2 separate regions of the Homo sapiens genome follow, and region 2 is linked to region 1. Evidence: chromatin contacts called from ENCODE Hi-C or POLR2A ChIA-PET data. All regions are on one chromosome and are shown on one strand. Each heading gives the region's core, a stretch centred on a gene start or an enhancer-like site at or near the end of the contact. The rest is flanking DNA. Distances are from core to core; before and after follow the strand shown.

The links. A loop is a pair of places that touch in the nucleus more often than their neighbours do. ChIA-PET counts read pairs that join two places held with the same protein, here RNA polymerase II (POLR2A). Pooled maps may share reads with other maps.
Region 2: a loop to region 1 is called in a pooled map, with 2.9 times the contacts of the local background. The contact joins two enhancer-like sites. A Hi-C loop is called at or near these places in 1 of 168 maps with a recorded cell type or tissue (esophagus muscularis mucosa) and 5 of 50 pooled maps. POLR2A ChIA-PET finds 5 or more read pairs at or near these places in 8 of 52 experiments (AG04449, Caco-2, MCF 10A and 4 more).

The regions. Positions count from the first base shown.
Region 1 is chr14:51,544,318-51,548,660 of GRCh38, reverse strand. All of the region lies in intron 2 of FRMD6-AS2 (FRMD6 antisense RNA 2), which reads left to right. It also overlaps a transcript of FRMD6 not described here. Among named protein-coding and RNA genes, the nearest start is that of FRMD6-AS2, 53 kb to the left of the region's middle. Within about 2 kb of position 1,265, at least 12 of the 41 ENCODE cell types and tissues checked have a DNase peak (open chromatin) inside an H3K27ac peak, as active enhancers do; they include PC-9, where a contact is called at or near this core.
Region 2 is chr14:51,615,219-51,619,194 of GRCh38, reverse strand. It overlaps a transcript of FRMD6 not described here. Among named protein-coding and RNA genes, the nearest start is that of FRMD6-AS2, 17 kb to the right of the region's middle. Within about 2 kb of position 2,039, at least 5 of the 41 ENCODE cell types and tissues checked have a DNase peak (open chromatin) inside an H3K27ac peak, as active enhancers do; they include PC-9, where a contact is called at or near this core.

The DNA.
Region 1 (4,343 bases), core at 16-2,515:
CCCCGTTTCCCCCACATTTCCCCTTCCAAAAAATTGAGAGTTTAGTCCAATTATTTTTCTATTTCACAGACTTTCTTCAATTTTCTTTCAAGAAAGACAAAATATTGCTTCAGAAATCCACGGAGAATTAAACATACTTCAGAACAAGAAGAAGGGATCCAGAGCTAATTACCCTAAGCCAGCCAGGTTGTGTTAGGAATCCATCATGATCATGTTTACTGCATGCTGCAGACCCGCAAAGCCACCTGCAATTAATTCTGATGGCTACAAGCCACAGGGTACCTAACAGCTTGTGGGCGATTAAGAATAAATCACTAAACTTTCATTTTAAAGGTCCCAGGAAGAAAGTGGGGACAAATGCCAGATATGTTTACATTACTCATAGAACTTAGCGAGAATGAACATTCTCATTTATTTTCTGGCAATGCCTCTTTTAAATTTTTCTATATTTTAGAAAATTATGCTGCCTGTCCTTTGGTGCCACAGTTGTTTAGCCTTAGTGATACTTCCACAAATAACGCAGATCCCTTTCCAAGATCCCACTAATGTCTGAGTATCATTTTTTCATAGGAGAAAATAAATTGGTAATTATTCCCACTGCTTGATGCGGGCACACATTGTATTTCTTAGTAAAAGCTGATTTCACATCCATCACCTCATTAACATTTCTGTATATTTCAAAATGAATGTTATATGATACTGTTTATAAACTCTGGGTTGGTACAGTTTCTAGTTCAATTACAAAAGACCCAAGATAGTTTTTTTTTTTTTTTTCAGGGCCACACAGGGTGCCAACATCCAATCTCAAGATCTTCGGGAAATATGCTCACCCTCCAAAATACTTACAGATGTGTCTCCTCTTTTTTGTAAAATAAATGCTCTTCTTATATTTGGTGTTTCCTTGGTATGGCCACAAGATTATTTAGTATGACATATTTAATGGTGAAGATAAAGGTGAGCATCACAATGTTTTAAACAAATCACATTTGGGTGGGATATTATAAGAAAGAAAGTTCCCAGGGGATAGAAAAATGGTTTCCTTAAATCACTCCATACTCAATAAGCGTCGTAGGGCTCTCAATATACATCACCAGACCAGGAGATGCATTTGGCTAAGGCATACCAGACTAGGATATGAATCACAGAACACTATTCCAAGACTATTACAGAATCCACATACAATATAAACCAGAAAAGGCTGCATTTTAACCTCTGTGACTCATGCATTACAGCCTGTGACTCCATGAGGAGGGTTAGGAATCAGGCTGACATCCAGCTCAGGCCAAACAAACTTACAGCCAAGAGAAACAGAAGCATCACCTTCCCAGCAGAGAGCAAGATGTACAGAGCTTGATACTTTACACTCGTTAGAATTATGTAACTTGTCAATGGTTGAGACTCTAGGGTAGAGGGTTTTGTGCTTTTTATTTTTTCTGGTATAAATATTTAAACTTCTCCATAACATTAGAGTTAGAACTTACTTTCCTGAAATGAAATTCTAAAACAAATTTGACAGCAAAACACTGTGGAATTTTTAAATGCCAACAGGTTTGTGTCCATTACAGAACACACAGAGTTTTGACCTCTCACTTTTCCTGGTGCTACTGCTTTCAAAATTTCTAAGGTCATTGTACCATGGGGCTCTAATTCTTGGTTAAGGAAGGCACCGAGATCATACCAGGAATATTCTCCTATTAGCTGAAACTTGAACTTTGCCTGGCAGGAGGTGTTATAAATTATTTTTTGGCTAGCATTTGCTTTTTAAAACACTCTTTTACCCGGGTTTCTCAAATTAGTTCCTGTAGTGATACTATCTCTATTTTTGCCTCTTTATGACTAGGGTCTTTAATGGCTTCAGAAGTGCCCTGGGCTGAAACTTGATCTGAGAAGGTTATTATCAGAACTGTGTTCCAAGAGAAAGCAGTGTGCTAGCTCTACATGTATACATGAGTTGCCATCAACATGAATTCAATTACAATGAAGATAATTTGGAGTAGACAATTGTATTTTGGTTGCATGACATCCATTTTATCTTAGTGTAATAACACCACAGGTTTTTTTTTTTTTTTTTTTTTTTGATGGGGAGGGGGAACAAATTACCTTTACCCTGTTAGATATACTCTTACAGTTTTTTTTTTTAAATAAATTACCTTTACCCCATTAGATATTCTCCCAAACTGGCATCAGATGTGTGGCCAAAGCCAGATCAATCAAAATAAACTTCAGGAATTTTACAGGAACTATTTAAAAAAAGAAAAAAAAAAGAGTTTCTCTTTCCTGAGAGACATGATTTTGGGAAGAGCATTCCACTTTAAAGGCAGAGTTTGGAGCTGCTGAGGCTGCCACGTGGAGACTGGAAATAGCAATAATCTAATAGAAGCCAGAGAAACCGAGCACTCATGGCCTAATGTGATCCTGCATCAAGGTGTGTTCAAACACAGACCTATCCTTTGATTTTTACCTTTGAGATTTACAAGAACCAATAATTCCCTTTTTGGCCTAAGATAATGTGTGTCAGGAATTCTATGATTTATCACTGAAATACAGACTTGTCATATTTTTCTACAATTGTTCAAAATTATTATTTTATCATTTTCTATTTATAATGGAATTTCGATGAGCTGTTTTAAGGAAGACAAAAATAGAGTGAATATTTTAAATTTAGATATAATCCCATTTTCATTTTTTTCAACTTTAATTCTTTCTCTCTCAGCAAATATTTTGTCAAGATCACAATGCTATAATAATAAGCACTACCATGGATTGATTAGGATTTCACTGCTTTTTTTTCCTATGCCCGAACATATTCCCTTGTATGCTGCTAGTAAAATTGTCAAATAGGGACAAAAGCAAACAAACATAGGACATAGATGATTTATCAATTTGATAAACAGTTGAGAGTTGGCTGCATTTATTTTCAATGGCAAATAATAATAACAATAATGGTAGCTAGCATTTACTGAATGCTTTGTCTATGGGGAGCTCTATGAAAAGCGCTTTACATAAACTAACTCATTTTATCCTTAAACTTACCCGGGAGGCAGTGGTGTGCTGGTAAAATGGCTCTGGGGGATGAGAGGGAAGCCAGATTGACAGTTGACTCATTTTTGTGGTGTAAATACTCCCACCCTGGCTGATTTCAAGCAACTGACAGTTTAAATACTAGTTTGCAAAATTCTTGCATATTTAACATCAGCTCTTTGGATCAGGTAAAATAGACTCCAGTCCACCACTGCAGGAAACTAAATCGGAAGACAGATCATGCAGCTTCCTTAACTCTAGCAGTTTGTAAACCCGTTTGTACTACTCCAGAGCACACCTCTGGAGTACAGAGTGGAGTGTCAACCTCTGTACTCCTTTCTAATCATGGGGCAGATTTTTGCTGTGTTTAAAAAGAGTGCTTCAATGTTCTGTATTTTATGGGTGAACAGCAAAAGTTGATATTAAATATGATGCTTGTATCATGTCTTCGGTTAACAGACACCAAGCTATTCTACTACAGAATGTTTTGAAGATAACTGTGTCTAGTGCATGTCTGGGCACGTTAACAAAAATTAAAGAATGATAAAAAGGATGGGGCATCAATTATGAGTGATCTCTTGGAATGTTTCAGCCCCAAACCCTTCCTAATTCATGTGTTGCCATGTTTCTTAATCTTACTATTAATACAACCCTTTCCAAATGGTTCGGGAAATTTATAGGTGGGTTTTGAGCCCATGGAAAATACTGAGTTGTAATTATGGATTTAAAATCCTTATACACGTGTGTGTAGTGTGTGTGTGTATAAATGCCAAATATTCCCATACTACAGAAGATTAAGTAAATTATAACTGATGAGATGTTACACTAATTTCCTTTCATCCTTATGCAGGCTTGACTACAAAGTCTCTCTTGGCTCGCAAGTAGAGGATTTTGCATATATTGTTTATTATTTCATTCCAAGCCCAAAAGCCGCAACAAAGTAAAATTGATTAAAAAAAAAACTGTAAACAGTAGATAATAGACGTCTTTGCACAGCAGAACTCTCAGAGTTCACTAGATAATAGACATGAAAGCACTTTGGAGAATTCAAGGCATGACACAAACGTGAGGAATTATTATTGAGTAAAAAAAAATCTCAAAGGAAAATTCCTCAACAGCTCAACTTATACATATTGTTTTCAAACTATGAGTATATAACAAAGTAGAAACTTCCCTATTATACACATGTAATAAAAGAGCTAATAACTGATGTGGCTCTGAGAACTGTATATTTTGTATGTATTTGAAGAAGAACGATTTTAGTTTTTAAGAAACTCAATCACTCCTGCATCCCTTACCAAAGGTATTAAGGAAAAAAATTC
Region 2 (3,976 bases), core at 790-3,289, 70 kb before region 1:
GTATATTCATGTTTTCATGTAAATACAAGAAGACTTGCGCTTTACTGAATCAAGACCAGGACATTTTTGTATAAAACTTATGTCATGAAACACTTCTGTTATGTGCAAAGCAATTATTTGAAGTAGTGCCAAAATCACAGTTAAGGGAATTCTAAATCACCCAATGATTGATTATATTTTTTGTCTTACAACAAATTATTTGAAATTCTTTAAACATATAGAAACCAAGAATCATCTGGACTTCTTTATTATTACATATATAATATATGTAATTATATATGAAATAATATATCATATATAATAATATATATTCATCATCAGATGAAACTGTCAATTCTTCATAGAAATACATTTATAATTGTATTATAATAATTTACTGAATGCAATGGATTAAAATAATTTCCATTTCAATTGAATGATTCTGAAAGCAAATCACAAGTAATCATCTTCCCACCCAAACCTGTTTCTCCTATAGATTCCTCATTTTAGCCAGGGGCTACTCCATCTACCCAACCCCTGAGGCTGGAAAACTGGGAGTCATTCTTGATACCTCTCAGCCCTCAGCCTTCACATTCAACCTATCAGCAAGTCCTGTTATTTCACTTCAAAAATATATTTTGACTCTGCCTATTTCCCTCCTAACTCCATTTACTCCAGGCTTCCCAAGCCACCATCATTTCTTTGCTGGACCACTCATCAGTAGTCTCGCAACAGGTCTCGCTCCTGCCATACTTGCTTCTCTCCAGTCTGTTCTGCTCAAAGCAACCAGAATGACCTTTTAACGAATATGAGCAAGCTGTGCTCTTGTCTCCACTTCCTTAACATAGGTCTAGATCTCTTGCCGCTTTTCCCTTGGCTCTCTACACTCTAGTTGCCTTGGATTTCTTTTGGTATTGAAAGTGATCTGAAACATTTCCTTCCTCTCCCTCCTCTGAACCCTGCCCTAGACCCTGACCAGTTTCTTTTCATCCTTGGGCCTTAATAAAATGTCAGTCTTCTAAAAAGTTTTACACCCAGACTAAGGCAAGTAATGCAGCGTACCCAGAGAAAGTAATTGTTATTCTCACAGATAACACCTGGTTCTTCTCTTTCAAAACCCTCACCACAATCTGCATTAGTATATATGATATATAATTCCATATATATAATGCCTAACTTCACTCATAGACTGTAAGCTCCATGAGGGCAGATATCACATATGTTCTGGCTCCGTGCAGGTATATAATAAATTTTCATTAAACACTTGCAAGTAAATGGATCATTATTGCCATGCATTTATCTATTGCATGTTTTATTTTAAAGTGCATGAGTGTTCTAATACCCCTAAATTAAGGTACATATTGACCAGATGATTTTATCCCCCTTCTACAGATAGTGAAACAGGTTTAAAGAAGAAAAATAAGTTAGGAAAGGTGGTTTAAGTTCCTTGAGTTCAGAGCTGACTAATTCATAGAAAATAATAATAATTATAATGATTAAAATTTATTGTTCTCTTAATATATGCAAGAGTGTTCCAATAACATTAACTCATTTAATCCCTTCAACAACCCTACGAGGTAGGTAGCATTATAACCATCCTTTTCTTACAGATAAGGAAATGGAAGTACAAACTAGTTAGGTAATTTGCCCAAGGTCTCAAACATATATGTGCAGCAATATATCATATTAAATATATGTTACATAATAGGCCCACATTCATGTTCGTTATCTCACTGACAAGCAATTCTAACATACTGAGCTTTTCTCAATCAGGTTTTCCATTATGAGCAACACTGCATCTGGAAGAATGATTTCTGGTTCCTCTTGGTCATCATTCCCTGTCTTCCCTCTACCTCTCCAGCCCTTGCTCTCTCTGCCTTCTCTCTTCCCTTTTCTTCTTTTTCCCCCCACTCCCTGCTGTTCAGTAGTAAAATCTCTGACAGAGCCACTTTTTTGCCAGGCTATCATATACAAGGTCAGTGTTCCCACATTCCAAAGGTAGGTAAAAATGTGTGTGGAGAGCAGGGAATTCTGCCAGAACAATGACTCACTGTGTTACATGCAAAACGGTTCAATAATAGGTCACTGCCTTAGCAAGAGCAACACTGCCTGTCCCTACGGAAAATAAGGGGGCTTCCACATGGCACTCCTGATGCTTTAATAGAAGCTTTGTATGACAAACGGGAAAGCTATACCCATCTTAAACCATATACTGGCTTTTTGTTTCATGGGCATATGAGGTGAGTTTCAAAAAGGGAAGTGTATAAAATGCAGTTCTTGACATGTAATGTCACACGTATTCATAGTAAGCATGCACACAAAGTCACCTCTAGGTTACTCAGCTAATTACATAGGTGGTGGAATATCTGGTTCCTTTGCTTCTCCAAGTGGCTTGTTTACTAGTTTGTTTTTTGGCTCATGTTCCTGTTCATTAGAACTTCCATTAGCAGAAATATAGGATTATGGTGGAACTGGATGGGCTGCTTCTTGTCTTGTTTTCTTCCAGGCTCAGCCTAGAATGCATAAAAATGGCTGGAGCCCTCTCTCATGCCTCAGTTCCCTTGAGCCTGTGTTCTTTACCACCCCAGGCCAGTAAACCCCACCTTAGGATCAGCCCCAAAACCAGCTTCCTTCACCAGCATAACACTGCTGCTGAGGAGGAAAAAAGGAGCATCCCTTGCAGATTGGGACTCTCAGACATTTATGATTCACCTGATCTTTAAGACCGCCTCACAGCTGTGTGGCTTATCTTCAGCTCCCTTGTCCATTCCCCTCCACAGCTGTTCCAAACCCTTTAATCTAGTCTAAGCCAGTAGTTCTCAACATGGGCAACCCATTACAGTCACTCCAGGACCTGTTAAAAATCCCAGTGCCTAGGCTGCATCTTAGAACACTTAAATTGTATTCACTGGCACTGGATCCAAGCATCAGTACTTTTTTAAAGCTCCCTAGATAACCCCGGTAAGTGTACAGCCGAGGATTAGAGCCATTGCTTTAAGCTAATAACATCACCTCCCACTTCATCAGAAAATGGAAGGCTGTCAACTACAGACATCTCAACTTCCTATCCTCTCATGCGCCTTTCTACATCCACCCCCAACCTGCTGTCCTTCCCTCAGTCTTAGAGGTTGGTATGTCCTTCTTTCTATTTCAGGATAACACTTCAAACTATGGCCTTTATACCCATATCTTCCAAGATCTAATCTCTTCCTTTCAACTAGATCTTTCCTTTCAGATTATAGGCAAGCTTAAGTCTCCTGCATCTTTAGAAAGGTATCTTTGGAACTCATCACCTCTACCTGTATCTCTAGTTCCACATGTAACTACTTCCCACATAATTCTTTGTGCTCTGGTTATATTCTCCTTGGAATACCACACTTTCTTAGCTAACTAATCTTTTATAACTTGACTCAGTTGCTACATCCTCCATGAAATGTTTCTAGAATTCACTGGGTGGATCATGACTCTCCTGTACATTATTTTCAAGTGAGGTTCTTCCTTTGTTTTTCCCCTCCTCTCCTTTCAAATATCAGCTCCTTGAGGGCAGGAACCATGTCATTTTCACCTTTGTTACAGCAGTACCTGGCTCACCATATGCTTGTCGAAGTGAATGTAAAACAATTTTCCACCTAGCTTCTTGGGCAGAATGATGTGGTCTAACTGGCTGTGAGTGATTTTCATTCCTGCAGGCCCCTGTGCTTTTATTTTCATGGATAACTGCTAGAGAAGTTACCTGGGGCAATTCTTGGGACATTATTTGGGGTTTTATATTATGCCACAGAATAATGTCATGTTTACTTGCTTAGGATGAATTTATAAACAAATCTAATACATGAATCTTCTCATTAGCATCTCCATACTTTCTAAGGCCATAACTCCGACAATAATGATTAGTAATAGAAGAAATAAGGATCAACAATGTGGCTTGTCTCTTAATATACAGTTTTAGAAATTAAAATTCATATCCTAACACAGTCAATGCTTTATTTTAGAATCC